Linked DNA regions of Mus musculus: regions 2 and 3 are each linked to region 1. The links are chromatin loops, found by intact Hi-C in ENCODE. Cell type or tissue: heart. All regions are shown on one strand.

Region 1 (4,000 bases):
GCACTGGAAAGCAAAAGGCTTGTGAGTTCAAGGCCAGTCTAGTCTACATAGGAAGCTGCATCCAGAGCTACATAGAAGTACCTGGCCTCAAAAATCAAAATAAAATGGGCATTTCAAAAGCTGGCAAAGAACTGGGGCTTTTTATTTTTTAATAATTAGTAAGTTAATCCACTTACATTTTTCTTCTGTTAACTGTTTTAGCACTTCACCTACAATCTGGAAAAGAAAAAAGGGGCATTACCTTTTGCCAATAGCTTAGAAATGGCAACATACTTTCAAACTTTATCACCTACCTGTCCAACACTTTGTAGTGCCTTCAAATCATTTTCAGACTTTTCATACTGCTTGGTAAGTTCTTTTAATTGTTCCCTTACTGAAATAATAAAATTTTGACATTTTAAATTAAACAACTGCATAAAATTTTTTACTTAGGTCTCTTTTACCTTAGGTTTCAAACCTACTGTTTCAAACCACAAAATAAGATTTTTTTTTCCAGTTTGTAGTGGATAGGTGGCATGTTTTAAAATGAAATGTAACAGAGAAAGTATCATATCTATTTTCTTGGTAGGAAATATTTTTAAGTTACATTTTTAACCGATAGTGACATCCTGCCACCTTCAGATTTGCTACAAAACTAAACGATAAGGTGAATCAAGCCTCCCATAGCTACACTAAGATCACCTGGCTTACTCTGGTTGTCCATACTAAATTAAGTCAACCAACGCAATTCTTCACCGAATCCTAGGCTGCGGTATTCTCTCATTTAATTAAATCACGCAGGGTTTTCAAAACGTGAATGTTCAGGGTATACAGAAAACTTGGTACTCAGTATGACGCCTGAGGGAAGACGAGAAAGGCTATTACAACCACTGAGCCCCCTTCTACCCCAAGTACAAGCCGCCTCCGTGAGTCCCGCGTCCGGCTGGAGCTTCTTTGACTCAAGCGTCCTCCCATCCCCGGGTCCCGAGACTCCAAGCCTGCCTTCCTGCACCCGGAATATGTCCCCAGCCCACTTGTACCTCACTCCTCTAATCTTCCCCTCTTCCACCTCAGAACTGTGGCTGTTCTCTATGCCACCGGACTGGGACTGGGGCCATACCCACGGCCGAGGCGGTGCTGCACCCCAGCGCGGGGCGGGATGACAAAGCGCCTCGTCCCTGGACTCGGGCCTTCCCAAGCCAGGCGCTGTTTTCGGGCTCAGCCGAAGCCTCCGCTCTATCAGAGACCGAAGCCGGTCCAGGCACTAGAGAGTGTGTCAAGGCTCACTCACGCTCCTTAAGACGGCCGTCAATCTCCTTGTGCTCTAGCAGCTTCTTGCGATAGTCCTGAAGCGCCTTATCTCTAGGGTCCGCCATGATGAGAAGCCGTCGCTCATAGGGGATGCCGGGAAGGGCCATGGCAGCCCGGGCGGGGGAGGGGGCGGGGCGAGGGCGCAGAGGCGGCCTGGGGCGGGACCGTGACTGGCTCCGCCCCTTCCGGCTGGCCCGCCTCTGGCTCCGGGCGCCGAAGTCAGTCACCTAGAGCGGCAGAAAGCCTCGAAAGCGCAGAAGATCGTCTCCGGTCACACTGTCCCCTGCAGGCCAGAGTGAGCAATGCCTGACTTAGCTACTGGCTGGCTCAATATTAAGTCACTGCTTTCTTAGAACGCCAAAGGATCTGTAATAAACTGAAAAGCAAGAGGAAATGACAAGATTTTTTTTTTTTTGAGACAGTGTCTTGTAATCCACACTGCCTTAGCACTCATTCTGCAGCGCTGGGCTTGAACTCTGGTCCTCCCCCCCCCCACCACCGGCTTCCTAGTGGAATTACAGGCAAACTCGAACATTCAGTATGTGCTGTGTGGAAATCGAATTCAGAGTCTCCGGCATGCTAAGCAAGAGCTTTCCCAACTGAGTCACATTTTCAAATTCAGCCTTTTTCTTTCCCAAATTATTTATTTTTATTTATGTGTTTATGTGTGTGCCTTAGTGTATACCTTAGGAGGGCAAGTGCTCACAGAAGCCAGTAGAGGGCATCGGATTTCTTGGCTCTGGAGTTACAAGCAGCTATGATTTAAAAAAAAAAATCTTATTTATTTTATGCATATAAATATCTTGCCTGCATGTATGTGTGTGCAGCACGTGTGTGCCTGGTGCTGGAGGAGGTCAGAAAAAACCACATGATTCCCCTGAAACTGGAATTATAGACGGTTGTGAGCCTCTATGTGGATACTGGGAACCGAACCCAGATCCTCTCCAAGAGCAACAAGTACGAATACCCTTTGAGCTATCTCTCTAGGCTCAGTGACTGTGTTCTTTTAAATTATTATTGACAGGCTGGGAGTGTACCTTTGGTAGAGTATTTGCCTAGCACACAGAAGCCCTGAGTTTATTAACCCCCAGCACCCTAAAACTGAATGAATGCACTCCACAAACACACAGAGATCTTTAGGAAGAGCCGGAAGCTCACATAACCAGTAAACCACTTTCCAGCCCAAAGATGCAGCCTTTTGATATCAATTGCATGAGCATAAGTAGGAAATTTTCAGTTACCCAATAAAGCACTGACCTGCTTGTAATCAGAATATTAGAAAATATTCTAACATGTAATAAGGAAATTAGAAATGATTTGAATAGGGGCCAGAGAGATGGTTCAGTGGGCAAAGGCGCGCTTGTCATGGAAGCCAGGTGACCTGAATTGGATTCATGGGACCCACTCAAAGTTGGCATGAGGTCCACATGCACAGATGCATAAATGATAATAAATCATAAAAATACCTTAATGTAGTAAATGCTACAATTGAAATAAAAGGATATTGTGGGATAAGGAGGAGAATAAATTTTGAACATGTCTGAGAGCAGAAGGGGCCCCATTATGCCACCACGTGGAGAGCCTTCTGAAGAGATTAAACAGCAAGTGCATGATTCTAAGGTAGCAAAGAGTTTGTCTCACTTCTATCAGAGAAAGGAGGCCAGCAGAACTGGAAGGAAATGGGCTAGAGATGTAGAACACAAGATAAAGTTTCTGCAGCGACCAAGGTAGGAACTTTGAAGTCTGCTAGGACTATCTCAGATCTCTGTGGTGGAGGGGTGGTGATATCTTGATGTCTTCATAAAATCAGCATAATTGTACATATGTAAAAAGGTTGTCATGGGTATTAAATAGACAATATAACTAAAGATGTTAATCCAAAATGTGGCATATGGTAATTGTATTCTTTTAAATTGTTATTCTCATGCTGGGAGTATAACATTGGTAGAATACTTGCCTAACGTACAGCTGAGTTTAACTCCCAGCACCCTAAAAAAAAATGAATATGCTTTACAAATACATGTACAGTTATGTGAATTAATGCCTAAAGTGACAGTCTTCCAAATTTTCTTGGAGAAAATGGTGTGGTTATTATGTGAATTTTCTGTTGTATTTTTTTTTTCTAAAACTGGCTTTTGAAGGAGACAATAAGTAAATAAAGTGACAGGGAGTGTCCTTTCTCCCACACTATTTTGATCAAGTGAGTAGGTTCATACCAATATATATCAATTCTGACATCAAGAAGAAAAGACAAGGCAGAATATAAAAGGCAGTCCAATTTATATGGCTCAGCAAAAATATATGCACGCAGAGGCTGGAGAGATAACTTAGCTGTTAAGAGCACAGGTTACTCTTCCAGAAGACCTGGGTTCCATTCCCAGCACCCATATGGTGGCTCACAATCGTCCCATAACTCCAGTCTCAGGACGTCCAGTGGTCTTTTCTGGCTTCCCTGAGCACCAGGCATCCAAGTGGTACATATACGTATATGCAGACAAAACATCCCATACACATAAAATAGAGTACAAGTTTATTCTCCAAGGTTAAACAAAATTACATGAGCATAGATCAGAATGTCATTTCAACATCGTCTTCGTCAGTCTTTTTAATTCTGGGTTCTTTTTCCTCTTACCCATTTGGCAAAATTCTAACCTCAGCTGAACTTTCTGTGTTTCTCATGCCCACAGTAACCCTATTCTGTTGTGTGTGT
Region 2 (4,000 bases), 54 kb before region 1:
ATAAAGCCTCTCAACATTTGAAATTTTATTTTAGACTTTACTGGAAAGATGAAACCCGATGAAACTCCCATGTTTGACCCAAGTTTGCTCAAAGAAGTGGACTGGAGTCAGAATACAGCTATATTTTCTCCAGCCATTTCTCCAACGCATCCTGGAGAAGGCTTGGTTTTGAGGCCTCTCTGTACTGCAGACTTAAATAAAGGTATGGGCCCAATTTTAGTTTGGGAATCCTGACCAGAATTTGTTGCTTTCTTCATAAGCATGATGCTAACTTGAAACAGTACTTGACTTTGTACTTAAAGTGACTGGATCACTCAACTGTAATAGTCATGTATCATGCCTAAGACCAGATATTACTACGATGAATTTAAAAATAACTAAATATAGCAGTATTCCATCCAAAAGGATATCTGAAAACAAAATTGAAGTTATAATGTATAAACACATGGATGAGTTTTCTCCAAGAAGACAGGCAAAGGAACATTCTTTGGACAAACTGAAAGGGTTTTATTTAGTCCTGTGTAATTCTTAACATCTAAATTATCCAAAACAATTTCCTGAAACTTTGGTAACATTTTGCCTTACTATTTTCTTTTAGATAGGTATTTGAATAAAGTAAATTTGACCAGAACTACTGCATGTAGAAAAATTAAGACTAAAAAAGTTAGAAAATGTACTTTTAACATTATCAGTAGTTTTTTTGGGTTTATTTTTATTTTTTTGAGACACAGTCTATGTATTCCTGGCTATCTTTGAACTCAGAGATCTACCTGTCTCTGCCTCCCAAGTGCTGGGATTTTTAAAGTTATGTGCCACTATTAACATTAAAATTAAAAAATTTTTAAATTGTCCCAACAGCATTATACTAGTTACACTTTATCTTACAAGTGATATATTCAGTGGAGTGAGAATCTTGCACTTTTTGGGTCATATATTTAGGAGAATGTGGCATCCCTTACATAAAATTTAAATAGCGCTTAACAGTATACATGCTGGTTCTGTAATTATTGATATTAAGGCTTGAACTACCGTAAAATCATATGCAGGCAAATATTGTTGAAGGCTGTCACTTGCTATCCTGTTTATAAAAATAGGTACTTATATGAAAATGCCCTTATGTGTATGGTACCATGTGTAATGAATGCGCACAACACACTATTGAAAAAATTGCATGTTTAATCAGCAAATCTTGATTAAAGATTATTATAAAACATGATTATAGAGTTTTGAAAAAGTAACTTTCTTTAACCTACCCAGTGAATATTTTTGCTGCTTTCCATATTTTAATCTTTCTTTTGCTTTTCTCCTGAAATGTTTTAAAACTAGGTTTTTTTAAGGTATTGGGTCAGCTGACAGAGACTGGCGTCGTCAGCCCGGAACAGTTCATGAGTAAGTACCATGCGGCACTTCGTCTGAATGCATAGAAATCTGGTCAGTACCCGCTCAGTCAGATAGGTTAGTTACAAATCAGCCATCCTTATTTATAGAATCGAGATGTTTTGTATAACTTGATATTTACTCTAGAATTGCTTTCCTTTTGTTGTAGTATGTATCTTAAATAAATCTTAAAAAAGATATATACTACAATAAAAGGAAAGTAATTCTAAGATTTATATATTTTGTATATAGTGTTCTGCCTGCGTGTATCCTGCAGGCCAGAAGAGGGCACCAGATCTCATAGCCACCACGTGGTTGCTGGGAGTTGAACTCAGGACCTTTGGAAGAGCAGGCCTCTGCGCCATCTCTCCAGCCCTGTAGAATATCTTTCTATGTGGTTATGGTTAGCACAGAAATTTCATTACAAACTTAAAAAAAATTTATGAGTTTATGTTCCTACTTTCCTTTTGTTCTTATTTATTCATTCATTAATCCATTTATTTATTTGCTTTTATATTGAATTTTAAGGTTGGGTATCTTAGTCTAACAATCCCCTTCTCCCTTTGAGACATGAGAAAATGGGTTTCCAAAAAGAATCAGTCGTACCCGATATCACAGTTAATTATTGCCAAGAGAGATGGAACCTTCTTAGCTTTATCCAGTGTCGTAACTCAGTCTATTCCCATTTTCTATTAATGCAGCTCCTTTAGTCGGTAATTTCTCCAACTAGGCTGAGAATGAAGATCAATATTCTATAGTTTTGTTTATTTTCCCTCATTGAATTATTTCCTCTCCCCCCCAGATTGGGACCTATATAGAATGAGACTTTGAAAATAAACAATATCTGAGTTTCTCATATCAGAAGAGATGAGAAAGTGTAGCTTTTTCTAGCAATACAAAGTATTAAACATTGTTTGTATGACTTTGGAAAAGTTGTTTAAATGGGGATGTATCTCTCATCTTTGTAAGGTGCTATTACAGCAAAGATCCTATTTCTAAAGAAACAAATACATAATCATGAAACATTGGAAAACAAGTGGAAAACTGTTTTGTTAAAGTACACTGAAGCCAAGACTGAATTGTGGATATAATATACTCTTATAATAACCTGCAGTTTTGTTCTTTGAGTATCTGTTGAGTGTTAGTTTTAGATAAATGTAAATTAAGTGGGAAGATATTGACGTTTTAATTAGTCACAGAAATGGCAACATGCACAGTTTCTCTGTAATTCTGTGTTGTTCATCTGAAAGAACTCAGTCTTACTTTGCTAGCAGATTGTATGTGTGTTTCTGCAAACTAAACCAAGTAACATCACTCTCTACCTCAGGGTTACGTCCCCATTCTGTACTAACAGACGACTTTAAAGGTGTGGACCACCTAGTGCTGACCGTTGGTATTTCAACTCCTTAATGTTTTAAATAATGTAGTATTTTTAGAAGAGGAAACTAAATTTTAAAGTGCACACCCTTTCTTAGTTCCAGAGCTTGGGGGGCGGGGGTGGGTGGGTTAGAGACAGGCCAATCTGATCTACAGAGGAAGTCCCAGAACACCCAGAGTGATATAGTGAGACCCTGCCTCAAAAGCTCAATTTACTTCACTTGCTTTCACTGAGGCAAAATAGCGTCAACATTCAAAGATGAAGTCACACAGGCTTGGTGCTTTTCTTGAATTCAGTAAACTAGAAATGCATACTATCTAACACTTTTTGACATTTCCTGACAGAATCTTTTGAGCATATGAAGAAGTCTGGAGATTACTACGTTACAGTTGTGGAAGATGTGACCCTAGGACAAATTGTGGCTACAGCAACTCTGATAATAGAACATAAATTTATCCATTCATGTGCTAAGGTATGTACTCACATTAATGCCTATGAATAAAGCACACAGATATTTTCTAATGAAACCAACTTGGAAAACTTCATTAGCAAAATCAATGTTCCAGTAACCGTTCACTGCTCCTTAGCAGAAGATACTTCTGGAGTTTCTGCAAATTACAATACAATGAAATTCAGATAGATGAGCCAGCAATAAGATGGCTCAAGAGGTTGGCCACCAAGCCCAACAACCCAAGTCCTAGCACTGAGATCAGCACAGTGGGAGGAAAGAACTAATTCCCACAAGTTGTAGTTCAACTTCCACAAAAGCCATTCACAAATGCAGATGCACATTCACACACTCTTTTTGGATATGCTCTGTTTATGACAAGATTGCATTATGGGGATTGGGGTTTAGAGCTCTGCTTTAGCAGTACAGAGGGCAGGTTGAGCATAGAGCTAAAAAAAAATGGTTAAGGAGAAACTGATTTTCCTGTTTCCTCTGTGAAAAAGTAAAAACTGTAATTAGCAACTATTGTTTAGTAGAAAACAGGCTGAAGGCTCATCCTGTAGTACTGTGATTGTTTGCAGAGAGGGAGAGTAGAAGATGTCGTCGTTAGTGACGAGTGCAGAGGGAAGCAACTCGGCAAACTGTAAGTATGTACACGTAACCATGGAAACTGTATGGTTTCTGTCCCAGTTTGGCCTCTTGCCGAGAAACTTATTTTAAGAGAAACTTATTTTAAGATTTTTCTAATTTATTTCTGACCTTCTTTAATTCTGAACTCATTCTCCTGTATCTTAGAC
Region 3 (4,000 bases), 110 kb after region 1:
ACCATTGTAGCATGTTTATTTGATTTACAATTGCATATGCTTTTCACTTTTGCTTAAGAGTGTGGCATTATTTTTGTGGTATTATGAGGTTTTTTATGGTATTATGTTGCTAGAGAATAAAAATAAAGTTTGGTTTTGTTACTCAATAATTGTTTTTTATTGGATATAGCTTGTATATATAACAATTGTATATAGCTGAAATTACAATTGTGATTTTAAAAACGCTTTCTATTTTCCTGTTTATTAAGGGGAAAAAAAGAGTTGGTTTATGTAGGAAATATAAACACAATCTGATTCAAAAGTGCCTTTTTTGGGTTACTTTTCCTTGGAACTGTGTTAATTCTCATCACCTCCAAAAGCCTTTGAGAGGATTAGCTGCATAGACCAATACCGTTCTATATTAGTCAGTATTAAGTGTATGATGTCACCTTTTTTTCTCCTCTCCTAAGCTCGTATTTTGAGGGAAAAGAAGACTGGGGGGGGGGGGGTGGAACCTGAAAATAATAAGGCATAAATACCAGATAGACATGATTGACAACCTTATACCCCCAACCTGTCTGAAATGGGTCAAATGTGCTGCAGAACAATGCAATCCAACCAGCAATTCCCCGTAAAAGAGAAAGGGGGTGTGATTAGACTCCAGCTATTAAGCAAGTTGTTGGAAAAACAAAATCAAAAACACCAAAAAACATAGTTCCGTGGTTTGTTTCTGCAACAGGCACAGGTTAAGCTTGTATCTTCTCTCCTAATTAGCTCTCCCCCAAAGGGCTGTGCTGTAAGAGACCGCCTAAATCGCCAAAGCAAGCAGCAACTGGGACAAACACTAAGGGCTTTATGGAGGTCCTTCGACTGTCCCGCAGCATTGGTTATTGATCGTTCACCCCGTCGGGGAAGCGATCGATCAGAATTTGTGCAAGGTGTATCGAGCCACAGTTAAGGAGATGCGGGGGGGGGGGGGGATATAAGCTTCTAATAAAAGAAACGCAGCAACAATAGCGGAGGAACAGCTCTGCCTGGTGACGTAATGGCTGGCAGCGGTCCAGCTTCAGCAGAGCTGCCTCTACTTCAGCATCCAACCTCCCTCAACCCGGTCCAGCCTCGACAGAGCTACCGGAGCTGCTACTTCTTACGATGCTTCTCTGTGGTCGCCACCAACGCCTTACGTGGAGGTCTGGGACATTGAACAAAGGGTGTCCCACTGCCTTAAGTTGTCGGGGCACGCATACTCTCTCTCTCACACTTCTCCAACCCCCTCAGGCACCGAGTCCATCAGCGGCTTAAGTTGAGGGAGAGGGAAAGACAGGAGTGTCTCAGTGTCCCCAGACTGCCCTCCGGCCACCTCCCCCAGCCCCGACCCCTTCCGTCTCGGCAGGAGTGGATCCCGGCGGCCCCGCTCCCCCGCTCGCCGGTCCTCCCGCCTTACCTCTGCCAGGTAGAGGTTGAGGAGACAGAGCGTGGAGAACTGTAGGCAGGAGGGGAAGCAGTAGAGCAGCCAGTGCGGGAAGAAGTGCAGGCGAGAGGGTGGCCGCAGCAGGGGCAGAGAGCCGCTGAGGGAGAAGGCGGCCGAGAAGAGCGTGGTCCTGAGCGCTGCCCACGCGAGACACAGGAAGAGGCAGAGGCTCTGGTAACTGAGCCGCCGCTCGCGGTACAGGAGCAGCCGCCACAGCTGCAGGTAGGCAAAGGCGAAGAGCGCGGCGTAGAGCAGCGCGTGCAGCACGCTCAGCGCCAGCTGCACCGAACCGGGAACCGCGGCGCCCGAGGCCGCGACGGCGCCCCCGCCGGACGTCGAGGGTTCGCGGCCGGCCGTGGGGACCGCGGCGGCCGCCGGCCCGGACACTGATACCCTCATGAGGGGACGCGAGCAGCGGGGAGGGAGCGCGGGAAGGAAGCGGCCCGAGCGCCCCCCGGACCTCCCGCCCGCCCCAGCCTGCGGCCCCGGGCAGCGCCGTGACAGGAGTCGCAGCCCCGCGCGATGGCCGCGGCTGCCCTCGGGCCCGCCTCCCCTTCCCCCCGGGGGGCTCGGTTCCTCGGGCCGCGGCTCGGCTCCGCAGCAGCAGCAAACAACTCTCGGCTGGAGACAATCAGCTGAGAAACCCGAGCTTTTGAGGCGCTCGCTCCGCACTGTGAGCTGCCGGCGATTGGCCCGGGCGGGCGCGCCCTCCGGGCGCCTCACTCGGAATACCACAGGCCTCAGAGCCTGTCACTCCAGAAGCCTTTGATCTGATTGGCCTTCTGCTTTCTCCTCTTTTACCCCCGCCCCTCTTCCCACCCACGCTGCTGATTGGCCCAGCAACTGCAAGACTTCCTCGCGCCGGCGGGAGGACTCCAGATTCTGTCACCTGGGGCTGTTCTCGCTCCGCCCCCTGACCGTCCATTGGTTGGAGGATCTCTTACGTAAGGAGCACGAGGAGCAGGCGGAGCCTCGGGGGTTGTTTTTTCGCCCAAGAGACTGATTTTGCGGAGGCAGTGCCGGCCGTGGGCGGTGAGCTTCTCAGGTAGGCGTAGTTGCTTTGGGAGCCGCCGTAGGGACCAGCCCCTGCCCCGCCTTCTGTCACCATCTCTACTCTGATGGCGGGACGTGCTGTCCTCAGAGACCTTTCATCTCTGCACGAGAATCTCAGGCAGGTGGGTAGCAGCGCGGGCCTCAAGACTTTGCCTGCAGGATTGCATGCACATCAGCACTCGGCAAACGTCCCTCCAGCCAGGTTGCTTGCTGATTCAGTTCACCTGTTTCTGGGGGCACCAAACGACGCTGGTTTTGATTTCATTTCCCCCCCTTTTCTTTTTCTGAGCTGGAGGAAACACGGGGCGAGGAAAGCGAATGAAGCAAAGCGCGAGCGGAAACTGTAAGTAATCAACCCTTTCTTCTCTTGGGAAGAGGTCCTGAAGGATGGTGGTCCTGGGAACAGATGAACGTTGAGGCCTTCTCCAAGGGGAAGGTGATTCTTCGAAACTTGCAATTTAGAAAGCTCTCTTGGGCGCAGGGGTGGGCAGGGGAGGGGTGGGGGGAGCGCGGAGCAGTAACAATGTGGTGATTGTCCAGAATGGAAGAGTTTGTGTGAGATTCTGCTTGTGTGTTGGAACAAGTGGTGCTATTCTCATCAGAGACTGAGAGATACAAAATAAGAGGTATATTTCTGCTTTAAATAAGTGAGGAACGGTTGTATGTTGGCCACTACATGAAGGTTTTTTTTTTTGTTTTTTGTTTTTTGTGTTTTTTTTGTATTTGGTATTTGGTAGCAAATCAGTCAAAGTAATGCAAGATGAGGAAGGATCCTGTGTTCTCAGAGTGAGCCTCTCATTGCAGATTCAGTGCTTCTGTAGACAGCATATTTACTGGAGCATCCAATATCCAGCCTTTCCTAAATACTCCCTCCTTAAGGTCTGCTTAAGAAGATGGCTGTTTCTCAGTCCTCCACCACCAAGTACATGTTACAAAGGGGCTTAAGATCTGTTCTGTACTTATTCTGGTCCAGTAGTTTGCCAGACACCAGACAGTATTACCATCCACAAGTGTAATCATGCACACACATGTACAATAATGATAAAATGAAAAGAAAGCCCTAAGTCTGTGTTTATTCAGTGGTAGGCTCATCAGGAAGACTATAATGAGGCAGGAGACTCTCCAGCATTTAGATGTTGTCTTTTTCTCATTAGCTGTATGGTGGAGGCTATGTTACAGATGTTTAGCCAGATACACATGTGGATGGTCAGCTTTGACTGAAAGGGAAAGGGGAAGTGCAGGATTGATTTTTGGTTCTTGTTTATAATGTTCTGTCTTCCATGATGTTTTACTCAGCACAGGCTAAGCTCGCTGCAAGGTCTTTATACAGATGCGGATCCTTCAGAGAACTTGAGTACACAGCAGTACAGATCAGCAGCCAGCAGGTCTCGTTCTGCGTGCCCTAGAGCATGGTTCTCCATGGTCCTTGACCTTGTCCTGTGACAGGTCCTGCCAGTTTTATCATTATCTTGGCAGGATCTCAAACTGGTTTTGGAG

What was found. A loop is a pair of places that touch in the nucleus more often than their neighbours do. Peaks named below come from ENCODE experiments on the same cell type or tissue, not always from the same donor. Only the 100,000 strongest peaks of a DNase experiment are listed, where the experiment ranks them.
Region 2: it touches region 1 in a loop (2.3-fold over the local background); 11 of 42 quality-filtered maps call a loop at or near these places.
Region 3: a loop joins it to region 1, with 4 times the contacts of the local background. A loop is called at or near these places in 5 of 42 quality-filtered maps.

The regions. Positions count from the first base shown.
Region 1 is chr14:45,327,203-45,331,202 of GRCm38, reverse strand. Psmc6 (proteasome (prosome, macropain) 26S subunit, ATPase, 6) reads right to left here and starts at 1,379. Exons shown (of 14, transcript NM_025959.3): 1 at 1,271-1,379; 2 at 294-373; 3 at 177-216. The coding sequence starts at 1,355. In heart, a CTCF peak has its summit at 1,591 (motif pointing left); a DNase peak (open chromatin) is centred at 1,472; H3K4me3 peaks cover 1,874 bases; H3K27ac peaks cover 1,417 bases.
Region 2 is chr14:45,380,783-45,384,782 of GRCm38, reverse strand. It overlaps Gnpnat1 (glucosamine-phosphate N-acetyltransferase 1), which reads left to right. Exons shown (of 6, transcript NM_019425.2): 2 at 35-202; 3 at 1,327-1,389; 4 at 3,100-3,227; 5 at 3,785-3,846. The coding sequence starts at 49. Among named protein-coding and RNA genes, the nearest start is that of Gnpnat1, 6.0 kb to the left of the region's middle. In heart, a CTCF peak has its summit at 1,652 (motif pointing right); no DNase peak of the experiment used is centred here.
Region 3 is chr14:45,217,842-45,221,841 of GRCm38, reverse strand. It overlaps Txndc16 (thioredoxin domain containing 16), which reads left to right and starts at 2,417. Exons shown (of 21, transcript NM_001310534.1): 1 at 2,417-2,625; 2 at 2,793-2,846. Gpr137c (G protein-coupled receptor 137C) reads right to left here and starts at 2,125. Exons shown (of 7, transcript NM_027518.2): 1 at 1,424-2,125. The coding sequence starts at 1,849. In heart, a CTCF peak has its summit at 641; DNase peaks (open chromatin) are centred at 1,091 and 2,291; H3K4me3 peaks cover 2,843 bases; H3K27ac peaks cover 2,400 bases.